Linked DNA regions of Homo sapiens: all the other regions are linked to region 2. A link is a contact called in ENCODE Hi-C or POLR2A ChIA-PET data. All regions are on one chromosome and are shown on one strand. Each heading gives the region's core, a stretch centred on a gene start or an enhancer-like site at or near the end of the contact. The rest is flanking DNA. Distances are from core to core; before and after follow the strand shown. Region 1 overlaps ENPEP (glutamyl aminopeptidase). Region 2 has its middle 89 kb from the start of ELOVL6. Region 3 overlaps ELOVL6 (ELOVL fatty acid elongase 6).

Region 1 (3,333 bases), core at 205-2,704, 200 kb before region 2:
TTCAGTTTAAAGGAGTCTAAAAGGGCATGACACTAAGTGCAATGCAGCATTCCAGACTGGGTACTGCACTGGGGGAAAAAACATTCAAAAAGACATCATTAGGTTAGTTGATAAAATTCTATTACAGACTGTGAATTAGATAGTTGTATTAATGTTAAATTTCTTGATTTTGATGACTGTACTATGTTTATTTTAGAGAATGCCCCCGTGCTTAAGAAATATGCTCTGATGTTAAGGGGTAAAGGGAGAGGATGTTTCCATGTGCTCTGGAAAGGAAGGGGAAGGGGTACAGGCTAAAACGTAAACAATTGGTGAATCTAGGTTAAGTATTTCTAGGAATTCCTAGTACCGTTCTTATAACTTTCCTATGAGTCTGAAATTATGTCACAATAAAGTTACCCAAGAAAAGCCTCAGTTAAGAATTCATTCTGCAATAGAACAATCATTGATTAGTTTTGTGACATTAACAGTTTAGTCAATTGAAGTTTCTAAACATCTTGCAGATTGTAGTTAATTGCAAGTATATCAGACTCTAAAAAAGCCTGTACACTTTCCCAGAGTTTGAAAGTTTTATAAGATCCACCAAGCTCCAACCCCATGTTTAGTCAGCTGCCTTTTCCTTCTGAATTCTTCTGACTTCTGATGTCTTCCAGAGGCAGGGGAAAAGGAAAAGTCACTCCTTGCAAGAATGTCTCCTCTGAGTCACACCTCAGAAATAGGCCAGCTAACTAATTTGAGAAGATGAGTGTGTGTGAGTGTGCGTGCGTGCATGCGCGCACCACACACATCTTCGTGTGTGGGAGGTGAGAGGAAGGAGGAAGTGGAATTACACTTTCCTAAGCTATAGCCATGGGGTATGTTTTCAAATACTCTATTTTACTCTTGGCTGGATGCCAGAATATGAATATATATATATATAATATAATATATATATAAAATATAATATAATATATATAATATATATTCCTAAGATCCCAGGAAAGAAAATAATTTTCAATCCTTTTCTCACCTTCTCTCTTTAAAAGACATTCTGCTTGATTGTAGGCAAAAACTACCTTCCTAAACTAGCGTATTCCTGAGCTTGCCAACGGACATGGAACAGAACAGTGTGGGAGATTTCTCTGTGCGGTGTGTTTGGCCCAGCTCAGTGGTCCTCTCAGCAAATGTCAGTCACAGCAAGTCTAACTCAATCACAGTGACCCAGATATAGATACAGTGACATTCATCAACCCGAAGAGCTATATAATGTTTATTTTCTTTTTCTTTTTTAAAGTTCAGAGCCAATATGATTTTATGGGGAAAACCCTTTTCTAAGAGCAAACATTCTTACATTCTAATCCACTTCAGCTACTAAAGTGTGATCTTGACCAAGTCACAAAACCCCAGACTTTTAGTGTCCTCATCTGTAAAACCTGGTCACCAGAGCATGTATAGCCTCCTCACAGCGTTATGGGGAAGTGAGAAGGCGTAGATTACATGTAGTAATACATTTGAAACTCCCTTAAAATTTACATAATGTGGTTAGGATATACCTCATTCTACATCTTATAAATCTAGAATGCTAGTGCTTTCTGACATAGCACTTTCACAATCTGAAATATTTCAAATCCTTTCATTTGACTGCAATATATACTGGAACAAAATTACTTGGTGTATATACACTATAGGCAATGTAAGCATTTTTAAAATGGTAACCTGTTCTTTTTCTCATGAACTTCAGAATAACTCAAAAGCTCCTTTTTATATATCCTAAATTCCATCAGTTGGCCCTAAACTTTTCTAAGTGTGTGCAAAGTTGAAAACAAGGAATAAGAGATAACAATACAAAACAATTCTAGATCACAACTTCTTTGGGAAGATTTTATTCAGTGATTAAAATCAGATGACTTGTCTTGCAAATTAAGAGAAAAAGGCTGACTAATAGCACAATATGTTCAGGAGTGACTTGTGGGTACGTCCTGAATAATTATCGCGCCAGGCAAATGTGTTGGAGTAAACCACCTTCCCACAAGGGCCTCCCTATGCCACATTAATAAGTCACTTACTAGACCTAGCACAATAAAATGATAGTCTATGCAATTTAGTCGTTTCCAAAAGGGAAGAGCATTTCTCTGGCATCTCTGAGTGGATCAGATCAAGGTGACTTTAAGAAAACTGAGGGAGAAGGGGCGATGGCACAAGTTATGGCTTGGATCACTCTGAATTGACTCTAAAAAAAAAACCAAAAAAGGTACCTAATTATCTCATAAATCATCTGGCATGCTGTTTCCAGTGAAGACTCTCTGGCTGTGCTGAGCAATTTTATAAGTTGAACCAGCAAAATAAACAGCAAGTTTTGGGTGAAATCCTTAAACACAGAGCTTCTGATTCGGGACAGGTAGTCACAATTGCTAGGGGTCTATATAGACTAAATAAAGGGTTCCAGAATTACATAGAGGAGCAGCTTGGTGAAAAACAACCCCTCTAGATTGTTCAGACCTCTATGTATTTTTATGGTGGTTTGAATGAACCAGTTAGTTATTTAACTTTATTTTCCAATTTTTTTTTTCTATGTAGAAGATATTCAAGGTCAAGTAAAATTTCTTTTTGTTTTCTTGCTTCCAAAATAAAAGAAATTTACTTAGCCTCCTGCAACAAGTAAACAAGACCAAAAAGAAAATGTATTCTTTTTTTGTTTGTTTGAGATGGAGTCTCACTCTGTCACCCAGGCTAGAGTGCAGTGGCGCGATCTTGACTCACTACAACCTCCGCCTCCTGGGTTCAAGCAATTCTCCTGCCTCAGCCTCCAGAGTAGCTGGGATTACAGGCATGTGCCACTACCCCCGGCTAATTTTTGTATTTTTAGTAGAGGCGGGGTTTCACCATGTTAGCCAGGCTGCTCTCGAACTCCTGACCTCAGGTGATCCGCCCACCTCAGCCTTCCAAAATGCTGGGATTACAGGCATGAGCCACCTCGCCCAACCTAAAATCTATTCTTTATTGACATTTTTATTGACAATGGGATAATAGCTCAGCATACTAATCTAAGAATATAATGAACAAACTGACATACGACAAAAATTTCAAGATCAAAACTACATGTGCTTGAGTATACATACACATCCATGCAGGTAAGAATACATTACACACACACACTTAATGATGATTATCTCACCGATGTTTCCACTCAACTCCTAAATCTTTATTACAAGCTCTAACCTTGTGCTTCAGACATACTTATGCAAGTGCCTACTAGTCATCTCTTCCTAGATGTCTGACAAGCCATCAACACATCTGACACTGAACTTACGACCTTCCCTTCTAACCTGGCTACTTCCCACCTATTTCCAATAT
Region 2 (3,264 bases), core at 305-2,804:
TCTTTGAGGACAATTCTGTATGAACTAAAACTGCAGCCTGTGGACAACTGCTTGAGCCCAGGAGTTTGAGACCAGCCTGGGCAACATAGTTGGACCCCGTCTCTACAAAAAATTAAAAATTTAAAGATTAGTTGGGTGCGGTGGTGCACATCTGTAGTCCCAGCTACTCAGGAGGCTGAAGCAGGAGGATTGCTTAAGCCTGAGAGGTCAAGCCTGCAGTGAGCTATGATCTCGCCACTGTACTCCAGCCTGGGTAACAGAGCGATGTTCCTTTAATTCCAGAGAAGTTGCTAATTTTCTGTAAAAACTCCTTTATGAGAAATGATATTCATGTGGAAAGAATATTCTCTTTATACCCTGATGTGTTATTAATTTCACATCTCTGGGATAAAGCCAGATCATCAGAAAGATTTATGCTTAGAATATCCTCTACATCCCCGGCTACTCTTACTGATATAAGCTCTGATATAATGCTTTAGCTTTTGAAAAATCACCTGATCAGAAAATTTGATTAACATTCTCTTATATAAAACAATTTGACTAGGCTGGGCGCGGTGGCTCACGCCTGTAATCACAGCACTTTGGGAGGCCGAGGCAGGTGGATCACTTGAGGTCAGGAGTTCAAGACCAGGCCTGGCATGGTGGCTCATGCCTATAATCCCAGCACTTTGAGAGGCCAAGGCGGGTAGAAAACCTGAGGTCAGGAGTTCAAGACCAGCCTGGCCAACATGGTGAAACCCCGTCTCTACTCAAAATGCAAAAATTAGCCAGGCGTGGTAAGCAGGCACCTGTAATCCCAGCTACTCAGGATATTGAGGCAGGAGAATCGCTTGAACCCTTGAACCTGGGAGGTCGCAGTGAGCCGAAATCACGCCACTGCACTCCAGCCTGGGTGACAGAGCAAGACTTCCTTCTCAAAAAAAAAATAAAAAAAAAAGAATGTTCAGAGAAAGACTTACTGATCCTGAATGCTGGCTCCCCAAATTATCACTATGACAACCTGTCGAAAAGACAAAGCTGAGCTTATATTGATCTTGGGAAGGGAGTACTCCCTCCACAGAATCTTAGAGCATCTCAGAAGAGGGAGAACAAAGTCAGGATATTTACTGGGACTCTAAGTCAGTTTAAGACAGATCTTATCCGATATCAGTGCTTAATTAACACTCTGTAAGGATTATGACTTAATAGTTTAAGATTCGTGGTCACAGCAAAGTGAAGATGTAAAGGCAAGGTTTTCAAAGAGTCTTGGGTTCAAGCAGTCTTGGGGTTTCAACTGTAGTTTTGATATGGCTCCCATGACTGGAGGAACAAATTGATGCTTTTCATGAAGAGTTGATGGCCTTTTGGGACATTGCTGAAATGAATGATAATGTTATTCACAACTTTTATCTTCTTCAGCAAGAGTTTCCTAGAATAGTAAAGCTATGTTGATGAAACCTAGAATAACAAAGGCCTGTAAATATACACAGTAAGCTATGTGGGTGTATACAGTTTCGGTTCTCACTGACAAAACGAAATTTGAGCTCATTCTCAAAGGAGTGAGGGAATGAGTCATGCCAACATTTGAAAGCAGAGTTCCAAGCCAGGCCCAAGTCCAACTTTTGCAGGGCCTGTGGCAAGGTTATAGATGAATGCCTACTATATGCCCAAATATTTAAGTGTTGGAAATCAAGTTAGCAAACCTTTTTTTCTTAGAGATGGGGTCTCACTATGTTGACCAGGCTGGTCTCGAACTCCTGGCCTCAAAGAATCCTCCCATCTCAGCCTCACAAATGCTGGGATTACAGGCATGAGCCACTGTGCCTGGCCTAGTAAACTCTTAAATAAAATGTTAGCCAGGTGGGGTGGCATGCGCCTCTAGTGCCCCCTACTCCAGAAGCTAAGGCAGGAGGATCCCTTGGGCCCAGAAGTTCGAGGCTACAGTAAGCTATGTTCGTTCCACTGCACTCCAGCCAGGATGACAGAGCAAAACTCCGACTCTAAAACAAAGCAAAACAAAACAAAACAAAACAAAATGCCCAATCAACACCCTCCAATAAAACAAAATAAACTGGTTACTTTAAAAATAAATAAATAAATAAAATGTTTTAGGTGCCTACCTTGATAAATATAACTTTATAGTGACTAAGTAAAAAAACATGTAAAGTTATGCTTTTTATGTGCCTGAAAAACATCAAAGACAACTAATATATTCACACGTGTGTATATCTGAGTATTCTATTGATGTGTAGTTGAATAATAAAATAAGGACACATACACCATATAAATCATTTTATAGTATACTTATTTCATAAAATTTTATTTCTTTGCCTTCATTTGAGGAAAATCATGAATTCAATTGTTATAATAAAGATTTTCACATATTTTGTTTTTATATTGACAACAGTGATCTAAAGATACACTGTCCTATACGGTACACACTGAGCATTTGAAGTGTGAGGCCTGTCCAAACTGAGATGTATTATGAGTGTAAAATACATACTTATTCCAAGGCTTAATATTTTTAAAAAAGTAAACTATCTCATTAATAATTTTATACTGAATACATATTTAAATGGTAATGATTTTAATATACTAGTAAATAGAATATATTATTAAAATTAATTTTACTTTTTTTACTTCTTTCATGTGACTATTAGAACATTTAGAATTACAATGTGGCTCACGTTTGTGACTCATGTTATATTTCTTTTTTTTCAGCTTTATTGAGGTATAATTGACAAAGAAAAATTATATCTATTTAACGTGTTCAACTTGTTGATTTGATGTACATATACTTTGTGTAATAATTACCAAAATCAAATTAATTAACACATCCATCACCATATATATGTACTCTGTGTGTGTGTGTGTGTGTGTGATAAGAACACTTAAGGCATACTCTCTGGCAAATTTTAAGTAAACAATACAGTATTATTAACTGTAGCTATCATGCTGTACAATAGATCCCCAAAATTTACTCATGTTATAAATGAAAGTTTGTAACCTTTGACCAACATCTCCCATTTCCCCCACCCCACAACAGCTGGTAGTCACTGCTCTACTCTCTTCTTCAATGAGTTGGACTTTTTTAGATTCTGCATATAAATGAGATCATACAATATTTGAGTCTGAGTCTGGCTTGTTTCACTTAACATAATGTCCTCCAAGTTCATTCATGTTGTCAAAAATGGCAGGATTTACTCCTTTTTAAGCCTGACTAATATTTCACAGTGTATGTGTGTGTGTGTGTGTGATTTTCTTTATCCATTTAACTGCCAATTA
Region 3 (3,671 bases), core at 1,065-3,564, 180 kb after region 2:
GAAATAGAAGGGTAAAAAGGATAAATATAAGCTTGACAGAATTAAAGCACATCAGTATTTCATTTGGGTTGTCTTTATTTGGTTGGTCACCTGGTAATCATAACTCCTGAATCACCACACTGAAAAGTACTTATTAAGTACCTATAATTATGGGTTGTGCTATATGATGCACATTTAAAATTTATTAAACAAGAAGAGTCCATGCTATCTCAAAATGACTGATTATCTAATAATAAAACAGTATAGTGTTACCATTATACCCAAGTATGGAGGCCTGCCAGTATACAAAGTATTACCACAGAACCATTAGGAAAGCAATCTATCCACATTAAAAACTAAGTGGGCTAGTGGCAAACCATTATTCATCTTGAATATAATTGAACTTTACCGGAGAGATGCCAGAAAGGAAAGGCAATTTTAATTCATTTAAATTGTCCTGTTCATTAAAGAAAATCTTACCTTCTTCTAAGCAATATGGAAAACAAATAGTACATTCAACCATAAATGACAACTCAGTTAAAGAGGTAATTATTAATGCTTAGGCAACTTCCACTTATAGCAGATGCTTAGGTTTAATTCCAAACTAACCCCAAGGATTTGAATTTCACTACAGTAAAAGATTTCTGTGCATGCAATGAAAAACTTACTTTGATCACAGCACTCAAACCGATTCCCATTAACTACCTGTGACCCTGATATAGCTTATACAATTATTTTGTGTTTACCTACCTGCTTGACCACAGCCATGACAATGTTGGATAGTCTTGACCAGTGTAGCATGAAGCTGTGTGACTGTGAGTGACTATTGTCATCGGTTCCCTATTCTCTTTTCTGTCGAAGGAGGAAATTGGGCTCCACCTCTAAGGTTCCTTGCTTGCAATTATCAAGTTCTATGATTCTGTACTGACTGACTTCATTGCCTTAGCTGTTGAATTGCTTTGTAAAGAGAGCTCTTGTGGAAAAGTGAATGGCCCTTGCTGGGAAGTGAGCAGTGCATTAGGATTAATTCTCATTTTAGAAGTTAGGAAATTGGAGAAAAAATACATAGGGAAGATTTTTTGTTCTTTTCTTGGTTCTTGAGGCATTACTTTTCCCTTTATGGCTAGAATGATAGGATTGTATGAAGATATTCATTTAACTTGGTTTATGATTGCAAGTAATACAGTTAATACAACCATAATCAGAATCTCAATTATGTTGAATGGGTAAGATAAATAATGGTAATTTTAAGGAAATGTCTTCCATGGTATATGTATAATTAATTTCTGTTCTCAAAGAAGCAAAGAGGGTTTGGATGAAAGCTTCCCAGGCTCAGAAAATATGACAGTAGAAACATGAAGATGGGAAATTCTTCTTCATCTTTTCACAGTTACACAATGTTCTACACATTATGCAATGATTATGTAATTCAACAGGACAGCTTAAGGAATTTTTACAGCTTATAAGATAACACTTCAAGTACCCCTTTTTCTTCTGAAAGTTTACCACAAGAACAGGAAAATCTAGGGCTACTTTACCTCTAAGCCTGTTTATTTATGAAATAAAGATAATACTTTACCTGCACCATGAGGATTAAATGGTAAAGCTTTTTGGCATTATGTCTACCCATAGGAATCACTCTATAAATCATAATGTGATTATTGTCACTTATTACCTTTATAAATTAGAAAAAAAGTATATACTTTTTCAGATTACTATCACCTACATTAACTTGGTAGAACTTTATTTTTCTTTAGTCTTTGCTTATATGTGCATAAACAGAAACAGTGATTGTGACTCTTAAGTAATTTAATTCCATGCCCTTGTAATTTCCAGAGGAGAAATAAAGCAATATATAATTTATGGCCAAAAGTACTTTCTTCCTGAAATGTCCAATAGTTAAAGTTTCCACAAAATTGTTTCACTGAAGTATAGAAATAATCAATGTCTTTCTGGGGGAAGAAAATGTATCATAATATTTTTCTGAATATTTGACTCTTTAGTTATTAATGTATTACGGGGAAAGTACAACTTTCTGTTAGTGTTTGCTGCCTGTTTACTGTACACAGATGCCTGATTATTTTCCCCATCAGAAAATTTGATAGGACAAGACCACGTTCATTCAACAGATATTTATTAAGCACCTACTGTGTTCCAGGTCTTGTGGGCCCAAGAGAAGAGTCTGTAAACCTCAGTGAAAGTGATTTATTCAACATTTACTTATGGGTTGATTTCTGGAATCATTGCTTTATTTGGTGGTATTCACTAAGTAGGTCACTTGCATTCATTTACATAGGAAAGCTGCTTGTGTAAATAGCAAGGTCCCTTATGAGTCAGCATTACATGTCAGCATAAAGGGAGAAAACACGAAGCATTTTACAAATAATACTCTTTAGGTGAACACATTTTGCTTTTGATATTATGTTTTGTAACTTATTTCTCAACCCTTTCCTTATTGATCTAATTGAATAGGGAAGACCCATTTTAAGAGAAACATTGCTTTCTCAGGAAACATGCTCAACTGTTTTAAATTATTTATAAGGTTTCTGTTGCTTTCAGTCGAATCATAGTTCTATTATAGAAGTTTGTGGATTTTTGCTTTTGAATTTATCTTTTGGCATTATCAGTACTGTTGTCAGAGGCATTTGTACCAGAGTGACTTTATCTTGAATAGGGGCTAAGTAAAATGAGGCTGAGACCTACTGGGCTGCATTCCCAGGAGGTAAGGAATTCTTAGTCACAGGATGACATAGGAGGTTGGCACAAGATACGGGTCACAAAGACCCTGCTGATAAAACAGGATATAGTTAAGAAGCTGGCCAAAACCCACCCAAACCAAGATGGTAACACAAGTGACCTCTGATCATCCTCACTGCTTATTATATGCTAATTATAATGCATTAGCATGCTAAAAGACACTCCCACCAACACCATGACAGTTCACAAATGCCATGGTACAGTATACAGTCTAAAAAGGGAAGGAACCCTCAGTTCTGTTCCTGGGGAAATCCCCGCCCCTTTCCCCGGAGCACTCATGAATAATCTACCCCTCGTTTAGCATGTAATTAAAAAACCCATAAAAGTAGCCAGCCAGCAGTCCTCAGGGCTGCCTATGGAATAACCATTCTTTTATTCTTTTGCCTTTTGAGATGGAGTCTCAAAAATCTCAGCTCATTGCAACCTCTGCCTTCTGGTTTCAAGCAATTCTGCCTCAGCCTCCCAAGTAGCTAAGATTACAGGTGCCCACCACCATGCCTGGCTAAATTTTGTATTTTTAACAGAGAGGGAGTTTTACCATGTTGGCCAGTCTGGTCTCAAACTCCTGGCCTAAAGTGATCCACCCACCTCTGCCTCCCAAAGTGCTGGGATAACAGGTGTGAGCCACCACACCCACCCAAGATAAAATTTTAAATGGCTATCTTGTTCCAAGACACAACCTTGTCACCAAATAGTTCCAATAAAAACACTTCTTTTTAAAATTCATGTATGTATCTAAATTGGCTCAACAAACTCTAAAGAATAAAATTATTTCTCTCAGTGAAAAGACTACTTTTTGTACTTCAATGCTATGTTGTTGAAATTTCAGTCCTAGAGCCTACAAAGGAAATATATCTATCCTGACATGATACTTAATATGTTGGTTAAACTACTGGAAGACCTGATTTGTCAAGGGAGATTTCAACAGAACACTA

What was found. A loop is a pair of places that touch in the nucleus more often than their neighbours do. ChIA-PET counts read pairs that join two places held with the same protein, here RNA polymerase II (POLR2A). Pooled maps may share reads with other maps.
Region 1: a loop to region 2 is called in a map with no recorded cell type, with 9 times the contacts of the local background. The contact joins two enhancer-like sites. A Hi-C loop is called at or near these places in 1 of 168 maps with a recorded cell type or tissue (dorsolateral prefrontal cortex), 13 of 37 single-sample maps with no recorded cell type and 5 of 50 pooled maps. POLR2A ChIA-PET finds 5 or more read pairs at or near these places in 1 of 52 experiments (H1).
Region 3: a pooled map shows a loop between it and region 2 (3-fold over the local background). The contact joins two enhancer-like sites. A Hi-C loop is called at or near these places in 3 of 37 single-sample maps with no recorded cell type and 3 of 50 pooled maps. POLR2A ChIA-PET finds 5 or more read pairs at or near these places in 2 of 52 experiments (PC-3 and activated CD4-positive, alpha-beta T cell).

Annotation. Positions count from the first base shown.
Region 1 is chr4:110,482,357-110,485,689 of GRCh38, reverse strand. The region is part of intron 1 of ENPEP (glutamyl aminopeptidase); the gene reads right to left. Among named protein-coding and RNA genes, the nearest start is that of ENPEP, 7.9 kb to the right of the region's middle. RefSeq lists an enhancer at 1,240-1,289. Within about 2 kb of position 1,454, at least 5 of the 41 ENCODE cell types and tissues checked have a DNase peak (open chromatin) inside an H3K27ac peak, as active enhancers do.
Region 2 is chr4:110,285,586-110,288,849 of GRCh38, reverse strand. It overlaps the pseudogene ZBED1P1. Among named protein-coding and RNA genes, the nearest start is that of ELOVL6, 89 kb to the right of the region's middle. RefSeq lists an enhancer at 1,491-1,580. Within about 2 kb of position 1,554, at least 3 of the 41 ENCODE cell types and tissues checked have a DNase peak (open chromatin) inside an H3K27ac peak, as active enhancers do; they include PC-3, where a contact is called at or near this core.
Region 3 is chr4:110,105,779-110,109,449 of GRCh38, reverse strand. The region is part of intron 1 of ELOVL6 (ELOVL fatty acid elongase 6); the gene reads left to right. Among named protein-coding and RNA genes, the nearest start is that of ELOVL6, 91 kb to the left of the region's middle. Within about 2 kb of position 2,314, at least 4 of the 41 ENCODE cell types and tissues checked have a DNase peak (open chromatin) inside an H3K27ac peak, as active enhancers do; they include PC-3, where a contact is called at or near this core.